2 separate regions of the Homo sapiens genome follow, and region 1 is linked to region 2. The links are chromatin contacts, found by Hi-C or POLR2A ChIA-PET in ENCODE. All regions are on one chromosome and are shown on one strand. Each heading gives the region's core, a stretch centred on a gene start or an enhancer-like site at or near the end of the contact. The rest is flanking DNA. Distances are from core to core; before and after follow the strand shown.

Region 1 (3,221 bases), core at 197-2,696, 330 kb before region 2:
GCTGAAGCAGGAGAATTGCTTGAATTTGGGAGGCAGAAGCTGTAGTGAGCTGAGATTGGGCCACTGCACTCCAGCCTGGGCAACAGTGAGACCCTGTCTCAAAAAAAAAAAATTATATGACAAAACCCTAAACAAATGTATTTGTCATATCTATAAATGTAAATGTGCTAAATTCACCTCTTAAGAAGATTTCAGATAGACTCATAGAGCAAAACCAAACTCTGTGCACCATGCAAAAGGCATACCTAAAACCAAATGATTCAGGAAGGCTGAAAATAAAAGAATGGGCAATGTCACACTAGGTAAATGCCAAGATGAAAAAAATCAAGATTCATGAAGTTAATGTAAGGAAAGGGAGGGTTCAGAAATCACTATACAAGACAAAGACACTTTATAATGCCAAGGGTTGTAATTTACAACTCAGATGTAAGAATTATGAACATGGCAGTCAACACAGTAGCAAATTTTATATAGTAAGAATTATGGAAAAAATCGGGAGAAATTGATAAACACACATAATAAGAGATTTAAATTTATGTCTCAGTCTAGGGCAGATCAAGAAAACAAACAAAAAGAAATAGGTCAAGTTATAGTCAACCTTAGTAAGATCACAGGGCAAGTACTGTATCCTAATAATAGAGAACACACCTTTTCAATGCCAAGTGAAGATAAACACTCATGAAAACCTTACATTAAGCCACAAAGAGAACCTCAATAAATAGTCTAGTCACAATAAATGTAATAAAATTAAAAATGAATAACAATATAATAAAAACATTCTTTTCATCTGAAAATTAATAAACTCCTTTCTAAATTAATAAACTCCTTACTCTTAGGGTAAAGGGGAAAATAGAAACAAATAGAATTAAGTGTGTGTATTAAAATAATAAAGTACACACGTTAAATCCAATGAGGATATAAATAAAGCAGTGCTCAGAGGAAAAATCAGTAAAAAAAAAAAATAATAAAACAGGTGAATAAGATTCAGTTCAGAAAGAGAAAAACAGCAGGAAGGAAAATATAAAAACAAAGTAATTAATTTGATAACAGAGAAACATAGTACCAATACATAAATCCAAAAGCTGGTCCTTTGAAAAGAGTAAATTGAGAAATGAAAAAGAAGATACAAATAACAAAGAAACAGGCGGAGTAAACATAGAAAGGAAAATTAAAATAATCATATGAAACCACTTTGCATGCTATTAAGTGAATATATCCTAAAACCTGATATAATGGAAGTCAATTTGGGCTGGTAAGAGAAAAAAATTAGATAAATTAAATTGAGCAGTGTATTTGAACAAATAATGATTCATGAATTAGGCAGTCCTCAGAACCAGGAGAGGTTCAGAGAGCTACACTTGGCAACGTGAGCAGGCAGTATTTACAGATAGAAAAAGGAAGTGACACACAGAACGCTTGACTGATTACAGCTGGGCATTTGCCTTATAAGGACATGATCTGATCAGTTGGTAGCCTGTGATTGGCTGAAGCTCAGCTGCTCTAACTGGCTGAAACTCAGCTATTTGTTACAGGAATATACTCTTAGTGAAGTTGCAGTTTGTTTACATACAAAGTTAAGTTGCAGTTTGCTATGTATGAACTCAAAGTAGGAAGGCAGCCTCAGGCCAAATTTAGTTCAATTTAACAGGGCTCAGAGGGGTTGCATGAGTAACTAGTAGAGCCAAGACTGTATCCCAGTCTTGTGACTCCCAAGTTAAAGTTTCTCAAGCACGTCCACTGTCTCCTGCCTGCAGCTTCCTTGGACAACGGCTGGGAGATCTGGATCCTGTCTAAGGTCTGCAGGAGGGGAAACTGGCAGAAAAGACTGGCTCTGGATTTGTAGAGCTTGTGAAAAAAACCATCCATCATTGGCATCAGGGACCAAGAGGCCTAGCTAGACAGAGTCCTCCCTCTTTTTGGAAGCCCCAGCCTGCCCATCAGGATCATCCAGCACACAGTGCACACCACCCCACAGCTTTCTGGCTCTACTGGACTCTGACTTCTCCCCTTACTCAGCCTGGACTGCATCTTTCATCTGTCTGGGGTCCTCAGGACAGCACTCACTTCTGCCACTTTCCCACCTCGTCCACTTCGAATAGCCAGATCCCAGCCAGCTGTAATGCAGGCCATGCCTCCTCAAGAAATTGATACAGCACCCAAGAGGTGAGGGGCAAACCAGCATCCCCAAACCCAAGTGTGGAGTCCACCCAACAGAGAGTGGGCTTGAAGAGAGCTGGAATGTGGATCAGCAGCCCATAAGGATGCAAAATCAAGGCCAGGCTGACAGACACAAAAGATACCCCCCATATTGGGTTCAGTGGAAGAGAGAGTTGTGGAACAATGCGATTAGTATAATCTACTCTGTAAACTTTTTTTGCTCATTGTAAAAGCAGGATGATGGGGGAGAGACAGGAACACATGAAGTGAAAATATATTTTCCTATCACCCAGGAATCCCCAGCCTCTGTTTCTAGGAGTCAAGCTCAATTTTCATGTCTGGTATATTCTTATTTTTCCAAAGTTATTCCATGTATGAAATAGCATGTAAATGTTTATAAATAGGTTACACATACACATACATTATATTAAAATTTAACACCAAATGGAGCCATTCATTAATGTGTTCATTCAGTCTTCCATTTTAAATGGATTCAATGCCAAAGATCCGACAATGAGCAAAACTAGAGCCAGTCCTTGCTCCCACACAGTCTAGTGTGGATACGACCATTAAATATCCACACAAAGGAAGGTATAATTAGAAACTGAGATCCAGTGAGGAAACACATGTGAAAGTCTCAACAGTGAAGCTTCCCACAGTGGCAGCCACAACTGTCATTGTTTAAGAGGCAGTTACCAGCAAGCTGGGCATCCCAGACCTGGCCATAGATGCATTCTCTTCAGGCCTCTACTCTGCTTCTGATTGAGAACCAGAGCTGTGACTCACTGCCCTCCACCATCTGCTGGAGGGGCTCAAATGACTCAGCCCCACCCCACCCCACCCCATCCCCCAGGAATGCTTCAGAGGAGCAAGAGACGAAATTATTCCGTGTGACTCAGGCCCAGCCTGGCCCACACCCTCTGCCCGTCTGTGCCTGAGAAGCAGTGGTGGCCATCGCCGTGCCCCTGAAGGACACATATTTTCAGGTAAAGAATGTGCTTAGGAAGATTGTCTTAGCCTGTTTGGGCTGCTACAACAAAAACGCCACAGACTGGGTGGCTTAA
Region 2 (3,413 bases), core at 171-2,670:
GAGGACTGGCTCTTCCTCTGCCACATGTGATCATCAGCAAGTCCTATGGATGTAATCTCCAAATTGGATCTTCAAGCCATCTGCCTTTCTCTATCTCCACCAGATAGCGGGTCACCAGCATCTCTCCCATGGCTATTACAGTAGATTCCAAGAGGGTCTTCCTGCCTCCTCCCTTTCCTCTCTCCAGTTCTTTCTTTACACAGTAACCAGAGTAATCTTTCACAGTATAAATCAAGTCATGTCTCTTGGCTGCTTTAAAACCCTGCAGTGGCTTTTTACAATAAATCCGAAGTCTTTTCCATGTTCTACAAAGCCTTCCATGACCTCACTCCTGTCTTTTCCACCTCACCTTGAAACCCTCCCCTTCCTCCCTGGCCCGGCTAGCCAGCCTCATTCTTTCCTAACACACAATGCATGCTTTATTGTTTCAGGGCAGGAATTGGCAGAATACTTCCTGCTTCTGTTTTATAAATAAAGTTTTATTGGAACACAGGCATGACAGAGATTGATGGACCATGAAGCCAAAGGTATTTACTATCTGGCCCTGCACCGAATGTTTGCTGAACCCTCTTTTGGGGCCTTTGGCCTTGCCTCTGGCTCTTTTTCCAGTTTGTAGCCCAGTTGATTCCTTGACTTTCAGCTCTCAGCTTACATGTTACCCCTTCAAATGGATCATCCTTGACAACATTGCTTCAGTGGAAGTCCCTCTCTCCAACCCAAAAACACCCTTATTCTCCATCACACACTCTGCTTCTGACCTTTGTAGCATTTTCTCAATTTTAGATTACATATATATTTATTACTTTACCTGTTTACTGTCCATATCCTTCCCTGACAACTCTAAGCTCCACGAGGGTAAGGACTGTGGCTGTTTTGTTCAGTATTGCACTCCTTGCACCTCCAAGTGCCTTCTCTTGCTAATAAACCACCGGAATTCCTGCATCCAGTTGAGGCTTGATCCCTTCAGAGCGGCTCCTACTCTCCCAACCACTCCGCTAGTCTGTATACTGATCCAGCAATTCTCCGCTACTGAGGTGAGGTTGGGCACAGGTGATGCTTCCAGAGAGCAGTTGAGTGTGGAGTCTGAGCCACAGGGTTGCATTTCCTAACAATTCTCAGCCATCTGAGGAGTTGTGACACCACCTCACTGTGTGTTTGATTTTTAAAAAATGATGTTACAGGCCGGGTGTGGTGGCTGACGCCTGTAATCCCAGAATTTTGGGAGGCCGAGGTGGATGAATCACCTGAAGTCAAGAGTTTGAGACCAGCCTGGCCAACTTGGTGAAACCCTGTCTCTACTAAAAATACAAAAATTAGCTGGGCGTGGTGGTGCCTGCCTGTAATCCCAGCTACTCGGAAGACTAAGACAGGAGAATCACTTGAACCGGGAGCCGGAAGTCGCGGTGAGGCAAGATCGCACCACTGCACTCTCCAGCATGGGTGACAGAGTGAGACTCTGACTCAAAAACAAAACAAAACAAAAAAGATGTTACAATTCCCTCACTGTTCCACACATTCTAGAAAATAAAAACTGAGCACAGGGTAGCATGCATTTATCTTTCATTAAAACAACCTGAGAGTTACTTTGGGGAGCAGTAATTCTGGAGGGCTGCCGGGAGGAGGTCCCTCAGCAGCACTTGTAGTTGCCTCCTCTGCAGCCACCTTGAGCCTGTGCCACCTTCCAGGGTCCTGATTCCTTGCTAACTTCCCCAGAGCACGGGCTGGACAGGTGCAGTTGGGGCTGGGAGGCCAGGCAAGCAGCTGCAGCTCAGGGGCACTGAGGGCGCGGGCCTGGAGACCGTTCTTGGGGAACAGGCCGAAAGAAACCAGGGACATGTAAACACATCAGACTGAGACTCAGGCCCCAGAACCATTGCTTTCAGATGTACACAGGCAGTCATGGGGAGGAGATGCAGAACAGGAAGTGGTTTAGAAAGCCACTCTCTCAGCTTTACAGATGAGAAAACTACATCTAGAGAAGGGACCTACCGGGTTAAAATTAGAACGGACAAGAACACAGGTCTCTCACCATTCTCCTAGTGTGTTCTTCTAGGCTGAATCACCCAGGCTGTCCTAAGCTTCTAAGGTGTCCTCCCGGACAGTATCTAGAATGGCTGGGCACAGCTAGGATTTCTCTGGAAAGCTTCATGGAGGGGGCTTGGAAGAGCACTGGACTTGGCCTTGGGTGAAGCTAGGTTTGAACCCTGTCCTCTCAATAGCTGCAAGTCCAGGACTAATGTCCCAAACTGCTTTGAGCCTCAGTTTCACAACCGTAAACTGTGGTAAGAGTCTCTGAATTGCTGGACAGTTTTGAAGATTCAATGAAGTAAGACCCGAGTGTGCCTCAGGAGTTCCAGATACATAGCAGGCATGCAGACATTCAGTCAATATTAGTTGGATTTTGAGTAGCCAAGCTAGCAGAGGAGGGGCCGGAGCAGGAAACCGTGTATCCATGGGGTATGGTGTCTTCTATAGTAATTCCAAATGAGTTCATCAAAGGAAGAGTCCACGACAAATGGCCCTTTTCCATCCCCTCAATCCCAACCTCCCAGAATACCATGTTTCGGGTACTACAAGGATGACGGTTGCATCTCTCCAATGTCTTCAGAGGAATCAGGGTTTATACTCATAACATCTTACATCCTGGGACATAGGTTTCAGTATGACCTATGCTATTGTCTTTGGATACCTGCTTACCAAAGGCATTCCACCCTCTCTAGGCCATTTGATAAATATCCAGCGAAACAATGTTATCATTGTTGGGTGGTTCAGCTCCCCACCCACTCTGGCAACAAAAGGATATCGTTAATGTCCTCTGTGCAACAAAAGGATATCATTTGTCTTAATCTGGGGCATGTGTTCAGAGTCCTTTGAGATCTCAGAGCATTCTTCTTCCCCCAGATCCAGGTTGCCTGACTGTGCTCTGAGAAATTCTGAGTGTTCAACAGAGCCTCTGCTGGTGGGAGAGGGGCCAGAGTGGGTGGGGTGCTGAGCCACCCATCACCCTTCCTTCAGAGAAGTTTCAGTTTTAGCTCTTTGCATATTGGGTATCTTTGTAAGATTATATTTGAACTAAAATTTTTGCAGTTAAAAACCAGTTTGCAAATTGTGCACTGGAGACTGAAACTAATGGCTGCCAGGTTCTGTCCTAGGTGGTTGGCACATGTCATCTTGCCTCATATACTCCTCCTGATAACCATTTGAGTGGGTGTGATTAGCCTTGCTGCCGTGATGAGGAAACAAGCATTCTGAGAAAGGAAGGAATTAGCTTTAGGAGCTAAGAAAAGAAGGATCCCAGGACTGGAACCCAGGCCTGCCTGGCTGGAAGCGACACCTTCAGACCCTGCAGAATACTATCACAGCGTGATGCTAATAACATGGATTTCCAGTTGGAGATCTGGGTTCAAGTTGTG

What was found. A loop is a pair of places that touch in the nucleus more often than their neighbours do. ChIA-PET counts read pairs that join two places held with the same protein, here RNA polymerase II (POLR2A). Pooled maps may share reads with other maps.
Region 1: a pooled map shows a loop between it and region 2 (8-fold over the local background). The contact joins two enhancer-like sites. A Hi-C loop is called at or near these places in 4 of 50 pooled maps. POLR2A ChIA-PET finds 5 or more read pairs at or near these places in 3 of 52 experiments (BJ, OCI-LY7 and naive thymus-derived CD8-positive, alpha-beta T cell).

Annotation. Positions count from the first base shown.
Region 1 is chr2:30,664,921-30,668,141 of GRCh38, reverse strand. No RefSeq gene overlaps it. Among named protein-coding and RNA genes, the nearest start is that of CAPN13, 140 kb to the left of the region's middle. Within about 2 kb of position 1,446, at least 15 of the 41 ENCODE cell types and tissues checked have a DNase peak (open chromatin) inside an H3K27ac peak, as active enhancers do; they include OCI-LY7, where a contact is called at or near this core.
Region 2 is chr2:30,335,743-30,339,155 of GRCh38, reverse strand. No RefSeq gene overlaps it. Among named protein-coding and RNA genes, the nearest start is that of LINC01936, 9.2 kb to the left of the region's middle. RefSeq lists enhancers at 1,097-1,336, 1,717-1,906, 2,767-2,836, 2,847-2,906, 2,997-3,096 and 1 more. Within about 2 kb of position 1,420, at least 9 of the 41 ENCODE cell types and tissues checked have a DNase peak (open chromatin) inside an H3K27ac peak, as active enhancers do; they include OCI-LY7, where a contact is called at or near this core.